2 separate regions of the Homo sapiens genome follow, and region 1 is linked to region 2. The links are chromatin loops, found by intact Hi-C in ENCODE. Cell type or tissue: PC-3. All regions are shown on one strand. Links, peaks and the distances in the headings refer to the core of each region. The heading gives the core; the rest is flanking DNA.

Region 1 (7,779 bases), core at 2,741-5,240, 480 kb before region 2:
TCAACTACTAAGGATGTTTGCAATAATGAAAGCTTCTATAAATAAGCAAAAAAGAGCTCTTGGGATGACTATTCCAAATGTTTTTACTTGTGATGCACACCACAGTAAATGCTCTTGTCTGAAACATACATTTTGAAAGTTTTCCCTTAGGTAGCAAGTATCTTTGCAGATGCAGACAAACCCTCCACTTGTTGTGATCAACATCTTTGTCATCCAGCGAGGAAGCTTTCAAAGCTGTTCATTCCTAACATGGATAAAATTGGCAAATTGGCATGCTTCACGTATTTGGCATATTGGCTCCTTTGGCATAAAAGACACATGGTGACACGTTAGTTGAGAAACAGTTTTAGGACATATGCTAAAAATCAATATTTGAAAGGAGGTGTGTGTTGAAAACAGAAATGAGAGATGGAACGCCATGCAGATTTTGTTTAGCATCCAGGAGAATGTTATAGTAGAGAATAACAAATTCTTTGAGGCTTTGCCTTAATGCAGTAAATATTCCCAGGGCCACTGGGTAATGAGACCATCTAAGCATGCTAGTATGTTTCAAAAATAATAATTTATATCTGTAGTGTGTAAGGGAAAATATGAGATAAGCTGGGCTGCAGTAATGCACACACACTAAAATCTCAGTGACAACAAAATATTTCTTACATCAAGTGCAATACAGAGTATACAGCCTTCTCTGTTTTGTAGTTCTATGTAGTTCTTTGTAGTTCTATGCCATCTGGGACACACGGCCTCCCAAGTGACTGCACAAGGAGAAAAGATCATTTGCAGAGAAAGTACAACCACCTTTAACTGCTTGGGCTAGAAGTAATATCACTTTCACTAACAGTCCATTGGTAAGAATTAGTAAAATAATACCTTTAGCTACAGAAAGGGGCTGAGAAATGTAGCCTTTCTGGAAAGAGGAAGTGGTGTCACACATAGTATGGATAAAGCATTCACAGTATTATTGCCTTCTATTCTTACAATAATACTCAGAGCTAAGTAGGGCAGAAATGCATAATTTATGTTTTTCCTAGTTGAGGAAACTGAGTCAAAGAGAATGTTAAGTAACATTCCAAAGGATATATAGCTAGTACTCAGGTGATACTGATTGTCTTACTCAGTATACACCCTAACTCTGAAAAAGAGATAGACAAATGTACAAATTTGTAATATAAGACAGTCATCTTATATATGATGACTAGAATAGATGTGTTTCCCTTGGTATATTAAGGTAACTGATGTGTCTGTGTTATTTAAAACATTTAAATGACTGATCAAAATCAATTTATTAATTTAGCTTACTCTATAAATGGATAATTCTACCTCTACTATAATACTAACTATACTATATTGAAATAATCTGCTTAGATTTTTGTCTTCTAACCTCTTTGAAGCATGAACTGTGTCTAATTCATCTTAGTACTCCAAGCATCTAAAACAATGCCCTGTAAGCCGTAAGTGCTCCACGCATGTTAAAATAGACTACATTGAGCTAAACTTGAATCACGATCAGCAGGACACATAACTGAGCTATTTCTTGGCAGGGGGTTAGAGTTGTTCAGCAGTTTCATACCTTCTTAGACATTCACCACAACATGCATGCATGACATGCTATGTTTATAGAACAGGGTTTTTCTCTGTATAAAACTAATGAGCCCAAATAGCAAGAAGAGCAGATTTGGAATGTTTCTAATATAAAGAAATGATCAGTGTTTGAGGTATAGATGTGCTGATAACCCTGATTTGATCATTACCACATTGTATACATGTATCAAAATATCATTCTGTACCTCATAAATATATATAATTATTTATCAATTAAAATAATAATAAAAACAAAAAAAAGCAAAAATAAAAAATAAAAAAAAAAATAAGGAGCCCCTAGGAGGGCTGAGAACAAGTCTTCAGCTCTCTAATATTGTGTTCTGAGGAATTAAAGACACAATATTATAGTAAGGACTCCAGCCTTTACTATAATAGGACCAGTGAAACAAGCTAATATATTATTATTCAACATTAAAATAAAAAATCCTCCTCCTCTCGCTCTCTCTCTCTCTCCTGGAGACATAGTAAGAAAGCATGCTCTAAGGCTTTTTTTTTTCCCTTAGGAATTTTTCTGATTTTATAGAGACAATTGCCATTGCTAAAAATAGAGACATGTATGCTCTGTTGATGACAATTGCAAAAGATGGGAAAAATTTTTGCAACGTTAACATTCTATACAAAATTTAGTTCTAGCTATAATGCTAACTAACTCTGATACCTTGGTTAATTGTCTTCATCTCTCTGAGCCCCACAGTGAAGTGGTTGAACAACTTTGTATTTCTCAATGGTAATTGGCATTTAAGATGGGACAGTTCTTTATGGATGAGAGTGTCCTGCACACTGTAGATGTTTGGGATTCCTGGCCCCCAGGTAACTGAATGCCAGTAGCATTCTTAGTCACTGTGACAACCAGAAAATGCCACTTGCATTTCTAAATGCATTCCTCCTTTGAGGAGATACCATCCCAAGGTGAAAGCTGCTATATATGACTATCAAGAACTAAGGATCTTCAGGTCTAGTATTTTATGATTCCATGATATTTCTAACTATGTCACCTAGAAATAAGTTACTTTATGATTAATAATAAAATAATAATAATGTCCACTGAGTACTAACTATAGGTGATGTACTAAGTGCTTTGTATGGATTATCTCATTTAATCGAATAACAAGCCTATGAAGTAGGTCTTGTTATTTCTATTTTACAGCTACAGATAGTGACCCTTAGAAAGATTAACCACTCAAGGTGACACAACTAGTAAGTAAATACTGGGGTGAGGATGAGAAAGTGATAAAAGCAGAAAAGGGGTGGAAAAGGGAGGATTAACATTTATTGGATACTAAGCGTCAAATATGCTGTCAGTTTATATCCTCTGTCTCACTGGATATCTCACAACAACCCTGAGCTACACATATTTCATTATTATTATTTTACAGATGAGAAAGAGAGGGATCAACATAGTTAAAAATTTTGGCTGGGCACGGTGGCTCACGCCCATAATTCCAGCACTTTGGGAGGCCGAGGCGGGTGGATCACCTGAGGTCAGGAGTTTGAGACCAGCCTGGCCAACATGGTGAAACCTTGTCTCTACTAAAAATACAAAAAATTAGCCGGGCATTGTGGTGTGTGCTTGTAATCCCAGCCACTTGGGAGGCTGAGGCAAGAGAATCGTTTGAACCTTGGAGGCGGAGGTTGCAGTGAGCTGAGATCGTGCCATTGTACTCCAGCCTGGGCAACAGAGCAACACTCTGTCTCAAAAACAAACAAAAAAGATTAACTATTTGACTTTGTTATTTTTTTTCTGTTGTTGTTTTCTATATGCACTATTGCCCCCCAGTAACCAAAGCCTTCTGTGAGGTTATTTTAAAAAGAGCTAAGAAATGGGTGCATTTAACCCTTGAAAAGTGGAAATATAGATTTAGCCACCTCATTTCCTCTCCATTGGACAGAAAATGATGAAAATGATTAATTAGTGAGCAACATATTGATCTGTTTCATGAATTCATTCAGCAGACCTTTACCATCCATTTATCCTACTGCCTACATTTCCAGGCTTTCTTCTTGTGTTTCTCCACTACTTGCCACACCTGACCTAACAGTGTCTCTCCCACTCCCACTTCTCAAGTATTTAGGGAATTAAAAGGGGGTGAGCAAGTTAGTCATGTTCTTTTTAAAGTTTCAGAGTGACTGCTGTAGACAGAGTGATTTCTTCAGTGTTACAGAGGATGAAAATCATTCTTGATGCTTTATTTGTACGTGTGTGCTCTTGATGCTGATAATAAAAAACTGTGATGCCATCCGGCTTATGGATTACTGTGGAAATGACTCAAGATAACTGATCAGGGAGTGGGTGACTCATAACTAAATCACCACCAGACACCAACTGGCTCCTGCTGTGTGCTCTCTCCTGGGCAGAAGGATGGATGTGATAGGTCTATTTTAAATGTTAAGTGATTGGAGCACGTTCTGTTTCCAGGCTTGGAGAATGGCCAGCTAAAATTCTCCCTTCCTTGGAGTATGTCAGAAACCTGCTACTACAGCAGCGCTATTGGAGTTATGGAAGTAGGATCTGCATTTGTAGAGCATCATCCAGGCACAAAGGTTGGCGCTCTCCCCAGTAGGTTACTTTAGAACCTTTTCCACACCCCTCCAGGGAAGGAAAAGGCAGCCTCAGTTTTACAGCAGGAGAATCTGAGTCAGAATGATTCACAAATGGCTATTCTCTGTCCAGGTTGTTGAGAGCAAAACTGGGAACTAATATAATAAAGAGTTGGAAGCTAAGGCTAGGAAGATCCTTTAAGAGTGTTTTTCAGATGAAGATGTTGCTTTCCAGAAAGGTTAGATCACTTGCCAAAGGTTACACAATTTATAGCAGCTACAGCAGTGGCAGAACAAGGGTTAGGGATTATAAATTTCTAATGTACTATACCACTACTTTTCAAACTATTGTGCATAGTATTACAAATATTCTGAATCTTATTAAGATGGTAAGGAAGACTTCATTCAGGACTGCTGCAATAGATATATTGCAACAGGGGAGAGATACTGGGCTCAGCTGCAAGTAAAACAAGGATAAGTGGGGATTTACAGCCCAAGACCAGAAGGAGGGGATCAGTGGATGGAAAATTACTAACAGGGGGTAGGAGGATTTTTTTAAATTGACCTAACAGGATTCTTGCTAAAGGCAGGCCAAGAACATATACATCAAAGGTGAGGGATAAGGAATTTAATCAGAGATCAAGGGTGAGTGATTCAGCAGACTTCTTCCTGCAGCTGGGCTAGACAGGCTGAAGACAGGACAGGTAAGGTGGAGGCAAGGGGTCAGAGGATCCTCATTAAAGTTTGGTCAAGGAGAGAGTCTTTGTCAATAGGAATCAGCTGGGGATTGTTAGCTTACAGATTCTGATTCAGTAGGTCTGGGACTGGGCCTGAGAGTTTGCATTTTTAACAAACTCTTAGGTGGTGCTGCTGCTGGTCTTAGGATCACACTTTGAATAGCAAGGCTTTGGGACACATCACCACACCATACCCCGGGATAGTTAGTCCTTTAATAATAGGAACATGATTCCTCTCATCTGTGTTTTCATAAAGAGGCACCAGGCTAGCTTACTCCTTTCTCCTACCCATCTCCTTTCCTCCTTTTTCTTCCCTTCCTCTCCCCTTCATTTTCCCCCTCCCTCCCTCCCTTCTTTCCTTCCTTCCTTCCTCCCTCCCTCCCTTCCTTCCTCTTTCTCCTTTTCTTTCTTTCTTTCTTTTTCTCTCTCTCTCTCTTTCTTTTCTTCCTTTTCTCATTGTATTCAGCAGAATGTTGGAAGCACAGAAGGTCAATAAAGACATCCTAATTTGACTAGAAGGCAGTTGCTGATAGAGAATGCCCGGGATTAAAATGAACACTTCAGTCAGATGAAGGAGTGTTTTCAATGTGATTTCTAGGTAACCTGTGCTGTCGGTGCCCTGTCCAAGTCAATGTATGAAAGGATGTTTAAGTGGCTAGTGGCACGGATCAACAGGGCCCTGGATGCCAAGCTGTCAAGGCAGTTCTTCATTGGCATTCTTGACATCACTGGTTTTGAAATCCTTGAGGTAAGTGTATCTGGTAAGAAGGAAGTCAATGCATATTTATAAGAAGATTAGAAAACGTTACTTGAAGATGGGAAAATATGGTCAAAGCATGGGGATCATTCTATGCAAACCTTAAGGGCTACCTTGTTTGGAAAAGAGCTATAATTAATATCAATAATAATTATTGTTATACTTAATGGTATTAAGTATTTATTGATTTCTTAATTCTGGCTTACATAAAGGTAAATGGAGGTAAAGGAATTAATTATGATTTTAAATTTTAATACCATTAAGTGCTATATTATTGTAATAATCTTTAGAAAATTGTACTTAATGATATTACAATTCAAAATTACAATTAATTAAGTTAATTGAGCATTTGTTACTTGTTGGGTCTATTTCTGATCATATAATAATGGTTATGGTTTTTTCTTTACTGGACATTCTTGAAAGTGGACCTCAATTTTATTTTTATCTCTTCTTCTTACCTATTCATATCCTTGAAGTATAATAGCCTTGAGCAACTTTGCATTAATTTTACCAATGAAAAATTACAACAATTCTTCAATTGGCACATGTTTGTTCTGGAGCAAGAGGAATATAAGAAAGAAAGCATTGAATGGGTGTCTATTGGCTTTGGTCTGGATTTGCAAGCTTGCATAGATCTCATTGAGAAGGTAATATATGTTTTTCTCTTTGTCCATTTTCATTTCGGGAGAATTGTCCCTGCCTGCTATGTTGATCCATGTCAGGACTTAGGCCCTATCAGAGGATGGGAAATGGGGGCGGAAAGCCCTGCACATTTTATCTTAATGGTGTTTGTGTGCATCACCTGTGGCATCCAAACGAAACTCTCTTGTCAGTTGCCCCACTCCATCATCTCTAATGCAGGCTTTCACTGCACATTTGATGCTAATGCATGGCCTCCACTGTTAACGTGAGCGGAAACTTGTTGAGTTTAAAAATGGTCATGCTCTTGACTGGAAAAACACAGAGCTAAAAATATGAGCACTGTAGGGCCTAACTGATTAACATAAGGTGAATGAGTAGACCCAGAGCAGCTTAACAAAATTTGGCAAATTAGCATGCAAACAAACAACTGCCATCAATCCTCAAGGCCACTACCTTGCAGGATGTAGTTTGTTCATTTAATTGGACAAGTACCAGTTAGTTTAAGTAATTTATGACAATACTTCATGGCTTATTAGTAAATTAGCTGCAGTGTACAGTTTCTGAATTTGGTGATGTCCCAATACTCTGAAATCTTTCTGCATGTTCTGGGAAAGATGAGCAAGGTTTGCTGGGGGATTACGTATGGTCCTTTCTGTGGCTTTCTCCATGGGAGCAAGCATGGCGGCATGTTAGCAGTTACATGCCTCTTGGGCCTCGCCATAATCGTGGATTGCAGTGAATCTTCAAGATGGATCTGGGCAGTCTGAAGCCTTTCATTTCCTGAATACTCTAGCTATGCTGTCACAGTTGATTCTCAACAATCCTGCTAGGAAGGAGCTAGGGCAACTGACCTCTCCCTGTCCTTTGCAAGCCCTGGGTTTTATCAATCCGTGTCCTATCAATTTCATTTATTAGGCTTTAGATCTTCTTGAAAATAACTATTATTTCCAACAGGAGTAGATATCCCGTTGATTTTATTTATTTTATAACAAGTGAACTTCCTGGGGGAAAGACAGGCTGATTAAAACATATTAATAATGAATCAAACATGAGCTGATTAAAAACAGTGATAAAGATGAACCAACTATGATGTGGTATGTATTCTGGCCTTATAAGAGCCGTAGTTGTCTCATTAGAAATGAAACAAAAGAACTGGAGGTCCTCAGAGGAACAGATTTATCTTCTGGCGATTGTCACCTATAATATATACTCACTTTGATTATGACAAGATACTGTTTTCAGGCAGGAACGTGGGACATAGACATTGTTCAGATCCTGACAAGTTCTGTGAATGTTACTGATTTTTAGTTGATCTGAAGTCTGTTGCCTCATTTATGCCAGTCTTGGTTATTCCAAATAACACACTAGCATCACGGATGTAATTTCCTGTTGTATTTTCTACTGATATAATAAAATGAGAAAAAATTACTGACCAAATGATAAAAGGAAAAGATAAGTCTTTGGTTTTCTACAAACAATTTTAACAGGATCCAGGTCAGGCAA
Region 2 (7,779 bases), core at 3,428-5,927:
AGGGGTTTAAGATGGTACCAGAACTCATCGGTGTACAGGTGTAATAATAGGTATTGGAATGATGAGTGAAAGGGACAGGTATCACACACAAATTGGGGCTGGCCAGTCTTAATCCCAGCTTCACTCCCCAAAGTCTGTAGATCTTAGGCCAATTATTCAACCCAGTACAGTGGAGCTCCACCTTGACCATACATGAAATGCACCTGGGGAAACGTTAAAAATCCCTGTGCCTGAACCTCATCTCAGCTCAACCAAATCAGAATATGTGGGAGTGGGATCAGGGATCAGTATGTTTCTAAAGCCCTCCAGGTGTTTCCAATATTCAGCCCCTGTTAGGAGCTGCATTTATTCTTAGGCTCTACCCCCATGCAACTAAAACAGCCTCTATGGGGCAGGCCTGGGAGTCCACATTTTAAAAAACTCCTTGGGTGATTATAAAGTACAGCGAGGGCTGACAGTCATAGACTCTCATTAGTAATGAGACAACCATGTCTAACTCATTAGGTTGTTGTCAGAATTAAATGAAGTCATACATGTAATGCATTAAGCGTAGTGCTTGGTTCTCAATAAGCATTTAATAATGGTATTTTGAAAAATTACCATTATTGTTGCTATTGTAAGATATCACAAGGAAAGAAAAGGATGCATAGAAGTAGATTGGAGGTCATGAACACAAACTTAGAGTCATTCTAGGTTGCCCAAATCTAGCTCCACCAACTTCTGTGTTAGGCTGAGTGTGGCGCCTGTGGGAGCCCAGAGTCCCTGACTTGGTGGTTTGCCTAAAATCATCTCAGTCCCTATTCTGCCACCCTCTGTGGCCTGGCTCAGGAAGAGGAGGTCAGGGAGGGGAGCAGGTGGCCTAGGGTCCAGCACAGGGATGGGAAGTCTGAAAAGAGAAAGGCAACCAGACTATTCATTATTTGGCTTTGCAAATCTACCTCTACACTGGCCGCTGGGCACTGCAGTGGAATTAAATTAGAGAAAACAGTTCATTTGTAAAAGGCTGAAGTGCCTGTGACAAGCAGGCTCTGCTGAGTGCTATAAAGTGACTCTTGAATGGGATTTATAAAAGGACAAGAGAACCCAGGTCACCTGGGAGATAATGGGTCCGCGGGGACCTCTTTCCTCCCCAAGGGAAAGGCAAAATCACAGCTCTGGATCTCGTTTCCTTGACCCTCTTGAAACTCGGCATGCTGCTTTTCTAAATCTGTTTCCTCCTTGAAATTGGACAGGGCTGCCACCTACCACCTATTTTGTTTGGACAACATATATAACCTCTCTGGACCTCAGGTAGCTCAACTAAAAACTGGACTCATCATACATACTTGGAAGTTTACATTCTGAACAAGAAATTCATTCAATGATTGAATTAAATTCAGTGAAATGAGAGCGTGTATGTCATGTAACACCCATCTCATGATGAAAACTCCTGAAGCGCTATCCTTCTGCTGGATCTGGACTTTTCTTCAACAGAATAGTCTCTTGCTTTGACATCAGAAGGGATCTTCAGTGGGGAGCAAGGGAAGTGCAGTTCGCTTGATTAAAAGCCGCTCATAGGGAAGGAACTGGTTTGTCCTGCTCTGTCTGGTGGCTCCCTATAAACAAAGCCTTTCTACGGTGAAGACACCATGTTGGTCTCAAGAACTGAGTTCAATAAGGACATGGCTGAAATTGCAGTAAGGGGGGACAAAAGCTGCTGCCGTCTGAAAGGCCCATCAGACCCCATCCACCCCAACCCTGTATGCCCAGGAAGACGTTCCTTTAATGACTGCTCACTAGGCGATTACTAGGAATTAATTCAGTAGAGAAGATAATCAATAGATGGCCCACTGAGTGTGGTCCATTAAAGCAGAACTGCTCTTCTCTTCAGGTGTGATAAATAGTGCATTTAAAGTGTTCGATACCATAATAAAGGTCGTAATTAAGTGAGGCAACTTGGCATCTTAATAACTGCATGCTTGTAAAGATTTAAACTTCAGACCCAGACACAGAGTAACATTCATAATCCCTCGAATGGGTTTCCTTTCTAGAAGAGAGAAATTAATGTCTGACTCTTCTCCTGAGAAGCTGACAAGGCAGATCTGTCCCCAGATCTTTATGGAGTTAAGAGTAAGAGGTGACTTTGAGCACCTGCCACTGAGTCTTTAGTTCTCGTGTTTCCTTGCTAGCTTAATTATTACCGTATTCCTAGTGGAAAGAAGAAGGCAGGAGCAGGAGCAAAAAGAGAGGCCTGGGGGAATGCAGTTCAGGGAGCCGGTAGCCCCAGCAGTGTGCAAATCACTTAGCCAATATACAAATGACTTTGCAGAAGTACAGTGAGGCTTCCCAGACCAAATCATCTCCATTTGTTTCTTATTATTAAAAGGGAAGCACTTTCTGCCATCACTGGTTCTTTCGCCCTCCCCTATCCTTTGCACAATTTACATACACATACACAGACAACATGCACACACACTTAAAATTCAATGTTTTCCTTTCCCTGTAGACTTTTAGTAAATTAAAAAAAAAAACAAAACCATAAACTTCAGATATCTTATAATTACAAATCTTCCATTCAGCAGTTTGCAAAACAGATGCATTTTGTTAATTTTCATCCCATCTGGATGACATGTAGAAGTTGCTGGACATTTGAAAATGGATGTTGACATCGTCAAACATCCCCCAAGACTTAGGATTGTGAGCCTAAGGAAAGACTCAGCAAAGGAAAGAAAGAAAATGTGTTCATTCTAACAGGTCTTTGTTTAAGTGCACACTACTTTTGATCATAATCTGTGGACAATGTTTACGGAAAAATCATATGCTAATCAAATGGTTTAGTCCTGGGAAACTTTAAAGCCCTATAGACAAGCAAAGAGCCTGCCCAAGTACAACTGAACTCTCTCTCTGCCACCCAGCCCCAATTCAATCACAATGCTAGTGTGACCTCCAATTGCTGATATTCCAAATTCTGAATATTATATTTAGAGATCTCTAGTGGAGATCACAGATTTCAAAAGAGTGAAACAAAATGTGGAGACCATAAGGAACATTGTAAAGCTTAATACTGTTACCAAAGTTCAGCTTCGTATTAGGTGAAAATATCATATAGGGCTCGGTTCTTCTCTGTCTGTGAGGCAAACAGGGCTGCCCCAAGATGCAGGGGAAAGCAGAGCTTTCTTGCAGCTTCTCCTTCTCTGAGTTGAGCCTGGAAGAGGAAATTTTAAGTGTAACTAAGGGGGAATGGGCCAGCCCTGCTTACACATGGCAGTGGTAAACAGAGTAAGCTCTGCACTTTACATAAATGCTCAAATCCTGCACTTTTATATAAAATGTATTGACTGACCAGCATATATTGGACACTTAACTATTTAGAATTTTTTAAAAAAGAAAAACCAAAAAAAGATGCTTCTGGCAGGGCTGCCTTTATGCAAAGTATTAAAAGTGACTCATCTGGATTATGGCTTTTTCTAACCCCACCCTTCCGTGTTTGCCTTTCCTTTTGCTGAGCAAAACTTTATGCCAGGCAGGGCTCACTGCTAGTGAGGGGAATTTGGGCACGGTTCCAGGCCCCACTTGTTCCCTTGTCTTGAGCATCCTTGCAGTGATCCTTACAGTGATTTGGACTTGCCAGAGTTGCATCGGGATTGGCAGGAGAGTGCCCAGGGCTGCAGCGATGCATGTGGAGCACTGTGAGTGGAACTGGAGTTGGTCTGGCAGGCCTGGTTCAAAGTGCAGAGGTGAGAGGCAGCATCAAAATCATGTAGGAATCCCCTAAGCATTGACATACGTTGTCCCACCCAGCATCTCTGCAGGTAGAGCCCAGGCAAGCATAGAGCTGCAGGGGATGTGTTAATATTGTCAGTCCTGGAGTGTGAGGACATGGCTAGGAAGGTTTAGGGATTGGGCATTGCAGATCCTGCAGCCTCAGCTGCTAGAAGAGGCCCCAGAAGGTGGTCACCATTGTCTGGAGTCTTCTTCTGCCTTTAAGGTCAGAGCAGCTGGGGGAACTTTCCCAATCCTAGTCTCACCAGGCTTCTTCACCACCTAGGTTGAGCAGATAAGAATCCAGGCTCCTGGTGACCTTCATTCATTCAACATATAATTACCAAGGGCTTTGCATGTGCCAGGCACTGTGTTAGGCACTGGGGAGACAGTGCTGAGCAAGAAAGATGTCATGTCTGCTTCATGAAGCTTAACCCTAGCAGAGGGACCCTAAAAAGATATATAAGTAGTCATTACTTTTACCTGAATAACTAGACGAAGTGCAACACCATCATCCTCCAAGGTCTTGGCCAGGCACAAATCTCTTGACACCTTTTCTAAAGGAATTCAGACTTAGTTTGTAGATGGAAATGTATGTGTAGAGTCAAAGGGAGTTGAAAGACCATCTGGTACCCCTGCCTCTAGCTCACAGATGAGTACATTGACATACAGAGCCATGAGGAAACTTGCCATGGTCACATGGCTTATTGGGCCCACAAATAGATTTGAGAATGTATTCCCAACCACATACAAGATGCAAATGTGTATCCTAACATACTCTAATTATAAAACATGCATAATTATATTAGTGAATAGCAGGAAGTATAGGGGTAGAAAGTCCCAAATCACAGTAACCGTATTTTTGATTTTGGAATGCATTTCTGCATAACATATGAACCTGAATACGCCTGAAGTCCTGGGAATTCCCTTCAAACAAAGTGATGAAACTGCACAATAATGACCTGACTCAAGAGTTGCCGGGAAGCTGTCCAATATTTCCACGCTGGCTCTTGCTCAATTCTTCTGTGAAGTCTGTGCCTTCCGGTGAAAGTAGATTTCTAGGTCTTAGAGAATGATAGAAGGCCTCTCCTCTGCCCCACCTCTTTCATGCCTTTCATGTAGGCAAAGTAGACAGGGAGGGTGTTTTCTCCCAATCAAGCTATAATCAAACTGACTTAGAAGAAGCTATTAATGGTGAGTATCTGGATTGTTGCCAAAACAAGTATCTATTGTACTTTGTGAGGACTTCACCTCCTGTCCAGGAGGCCTGATTTTATCGGGCAGTCTGGGAAATCCCTTGGAGAGCTGGTCTGCTGCTTACAATAGAAAATTTCATAACGCTTCCCCTTGATGGTTTCCAGAGACCACACATTACTCTGGGTAGTTCTATAAACATACGTTTTTAAAGATGATTTAAGCTGAGCATTGGCAGGCCTGTTTGAAGGTTATTTTAATGGTAGTAGTAGAATTGGAAGATGTATTAATAACAATCCCAGTGAAGCTGATGCTGATGGGAATGATTTAAACATTTAAATTGTTTAGGTTGTAAGAAAATGTGTATTTTAAAAAATGTGTGAATTTGGTTGATTTCACTCTGTAGTCACCCTCTGGCTCAGTCTAATAGGGCAACCTGACCTCACAGCTTCACTCCATCGAAAGTGATTCTGACCCTGATGAAAATGAGGTTCTTGGAACAGGATGATCTGACGGGACAAGTTAGGCTTCTATTCCCTGTGTTATCTGGAATCCCATTGGTTGCTCAGATACTTCACTGGCATTAAGGGAATTCACTTAAGCAAGCCAGCCTCTTACTGTTTTTTCTTCCCAATCTCTTAGGGACCAGTTGGTGATCAAGAGGGTGTGGCCATAAACTTTTGCATGAGAGCAGCTTCTCCATTGGGTACTATTTACTCCCTTGCTTGCGTCCACGTTGCTTAATGGCAAATAGCTACACTGAAAAGAATCTTGCAGCAAAGGCAGGGGCGCACAAACTCCAATTAGAAATATGAAAGATTTTTAAATGGGTAAAAAGGATCACTGAGTGTCTTGTCTAGGGGTCATGTCTAACTTTCATTGTCTCTGAGCTATTTTACAACTCTGTAAGTTATGGAAAACTGATCATGCAAAATATTCTTATCCATAGAAAGGAAAGCAGTGAATTGTGTCTGCTGAAATGCAATTGATTATTGCTCTGAGGATATTCATCAGTTTTTCACCTATTCATTTCAGCATTCCTGCATATATATGTGCTTCTTCTTGGAACCAGCTGTAACATCTTACTGCTTCCTCATTAGCTAGAGTCAAATAAATAAAACCTTATTTATAAATATAAATATAAAATGAATAAATGAATAACATTTATTCATTTTATATTTGTCTGAGTGTCACAATTTAAACTACCCAAAAATATTAGTGTTTAAAGTATGTGTAAGCTGTGTCTCATGCAATACAGCTGCGGAAATATTTTTTAATATGGATTGTGATGATTATGAAGTAGGAAGTTGTAGCAAGTTCACCTCTATAAACCACCTAAAATGATGGTAGAGAACACTCAGTAAAATAACTGAAATATTTAATAAAAAGGGTCTGTCAAGCCTTGGACTCCAACATACAGAGAAAGTGGGTGAAGTATTTGTGTCAGGGGATCAAGAGGGTGGACCCCTCACTCTGGTGGGAGCTTCTGGTCATCACTTCCATGTCGTAACCACACCCAGTTGAGTGAAAACGAGACAGCCCGACATGAGGCAGCCGTAGGACCCACTTCCTGTTATTATGTGATGATTAACTGGTGCCTGCCTAAGATCCCAAAGCTACAAAAGGCCTGTCATGCTACCCAGAGGAGGCTCCTTTGTTGGTCAAAAATAAATAAGCCAAGACCCAGTGTAGAGAGAGGTAGAGGTAGCATGATGACCTGACAGGGTATAGTTTCCTTTCTTCCCTGTCATCTCATCTCTACATTTACCAGTACTATAAAAATGAGGAGGAGAAGAAGTGCAACATGCACACAACCTAGAGATGCTATAAGCTATTGCATTTATTTTTGGTTTGTTCTTACCTGACTTTCAGAAAAATCTATTCACTATGGGGAAAATTGAAGAATTGTCACTTTCAAGTTTAATGTTAATCCAAAGCAGACATTATTCTTTACACAAAAGAAAAAGGATTACCAAACTGTAGGATCCTATTTTCATTTAAATATATATATATATACACACACATATATATACACATATATACACATATATATACATATATACACATATATATACATATATACACATATATATATATACATATATACACACATATATATGTAATGTCTGGCAGAATATATGCAAAAAATTATCTTGGTAAATTGCAGGCAATTTTTTATTGATTTTATTTTTTGCTAACTGATTTTTTAAAATTTCTTGTAATAGATCTGAATTATAAAATGAGGAAAAAATTAAAAACAGATAAACTTAATTTAATCCTCAAGTCTATTAGGTAGGGTCTTTAAGTTAACAAGAAAGAGACCTACATGGGTTACCTTCATGGATGGGCTTTAAAAAAAAAATAGAAAACTGAAAACCCAAAAGGGACATCACAGCAATTTGTGTTATCAGCTGAATTGTCATCACTCCAGACCCAGAGTTTCTAAGACTGGGGTGTAGGGAACATCTCCCTGACAATTCGCTCAGTTAGACAGTAAAATCTTTAGGGAGCTGCATCCTAGAGAAATGATCGATGTTATGACTTAGAGTTCATCATAGGGCCATGATTTTTAAACAATAGGGAATTCTTTTCAGACTGTATTCGGCCTTCAAGTTGCTCTCTTCTGGCCAGTGAAGGAGGAGGTATCAAAACCTTTCACATGTTGCCAAATTCAGATAGCTGAAGCTCAGAGACAGAGAGACTGAGAACTTTTTGCAATTAATATAAAAATTCCTAGAGCTTCTGGATAGCTGAATATGTGGAGGTTCCTGGCAGGTGGTGGACCCAGGGAAGGCATGGAAGCTCCACACCTCTCCCCTGTACCTCGCCCTATGCATCTCTTCA

The links. A loop is a pair of places that touch in the nucleus more often than their neighbours do. Peaks named below come from ENCODE experiments on the same cell type or tissue, not always from the same donor. Only the 100,000 strongest peaks of a DNase experiment are listed, where the experiment ranks them.
Region 1: a loop joins it to region 2, with 3 times the contacts of the local background. A loop is called at or near these places in 1 of 110 quality-filtered maps.

What each region holds. Positions count from the first base shown.
Region 1 is chr3:108,468,544-108,476,322 of GRCh38, reverse strand. It overlaps MYH15 (myosin heavy chain 15), which reads left to right. Exons shown (of 41, transcript NM_014981.3): 13 at 5,476-5,625; 14 at 6,111-6,281. Among named protein-coding and RNA genes, the nearest start is that of MYH15, 38 kb to the left of the region's middle. In PC-3, for the core only: no CTCF peak of the experiment used is centred there; DNase peaks (open chromatin) are centred at 3,912, 4,192 and 4,842; H3K4me3 peaks cover 1,493 bases; H3K27ac peaks cover 2,500 bases.
Region 2 is chr3:107,984,404-107,992,182 of GRCh38, reverse strand. No RefSeq gene overlaps it. Among named protein-coding and RNA genes, the nearest start is that of CD47, 100 kb to the left of the region's middle. RefSeq lists an enhancer at 6,391-6,450. In PC-3, for the core only: no CTCF peak of the experiment used is centred there; DNase peaks (open chromatin) are centred at 3,492 and 4,742; H3K4me3 peaks cover 308 bases; H3K27ac peaks cover 2,500 bases.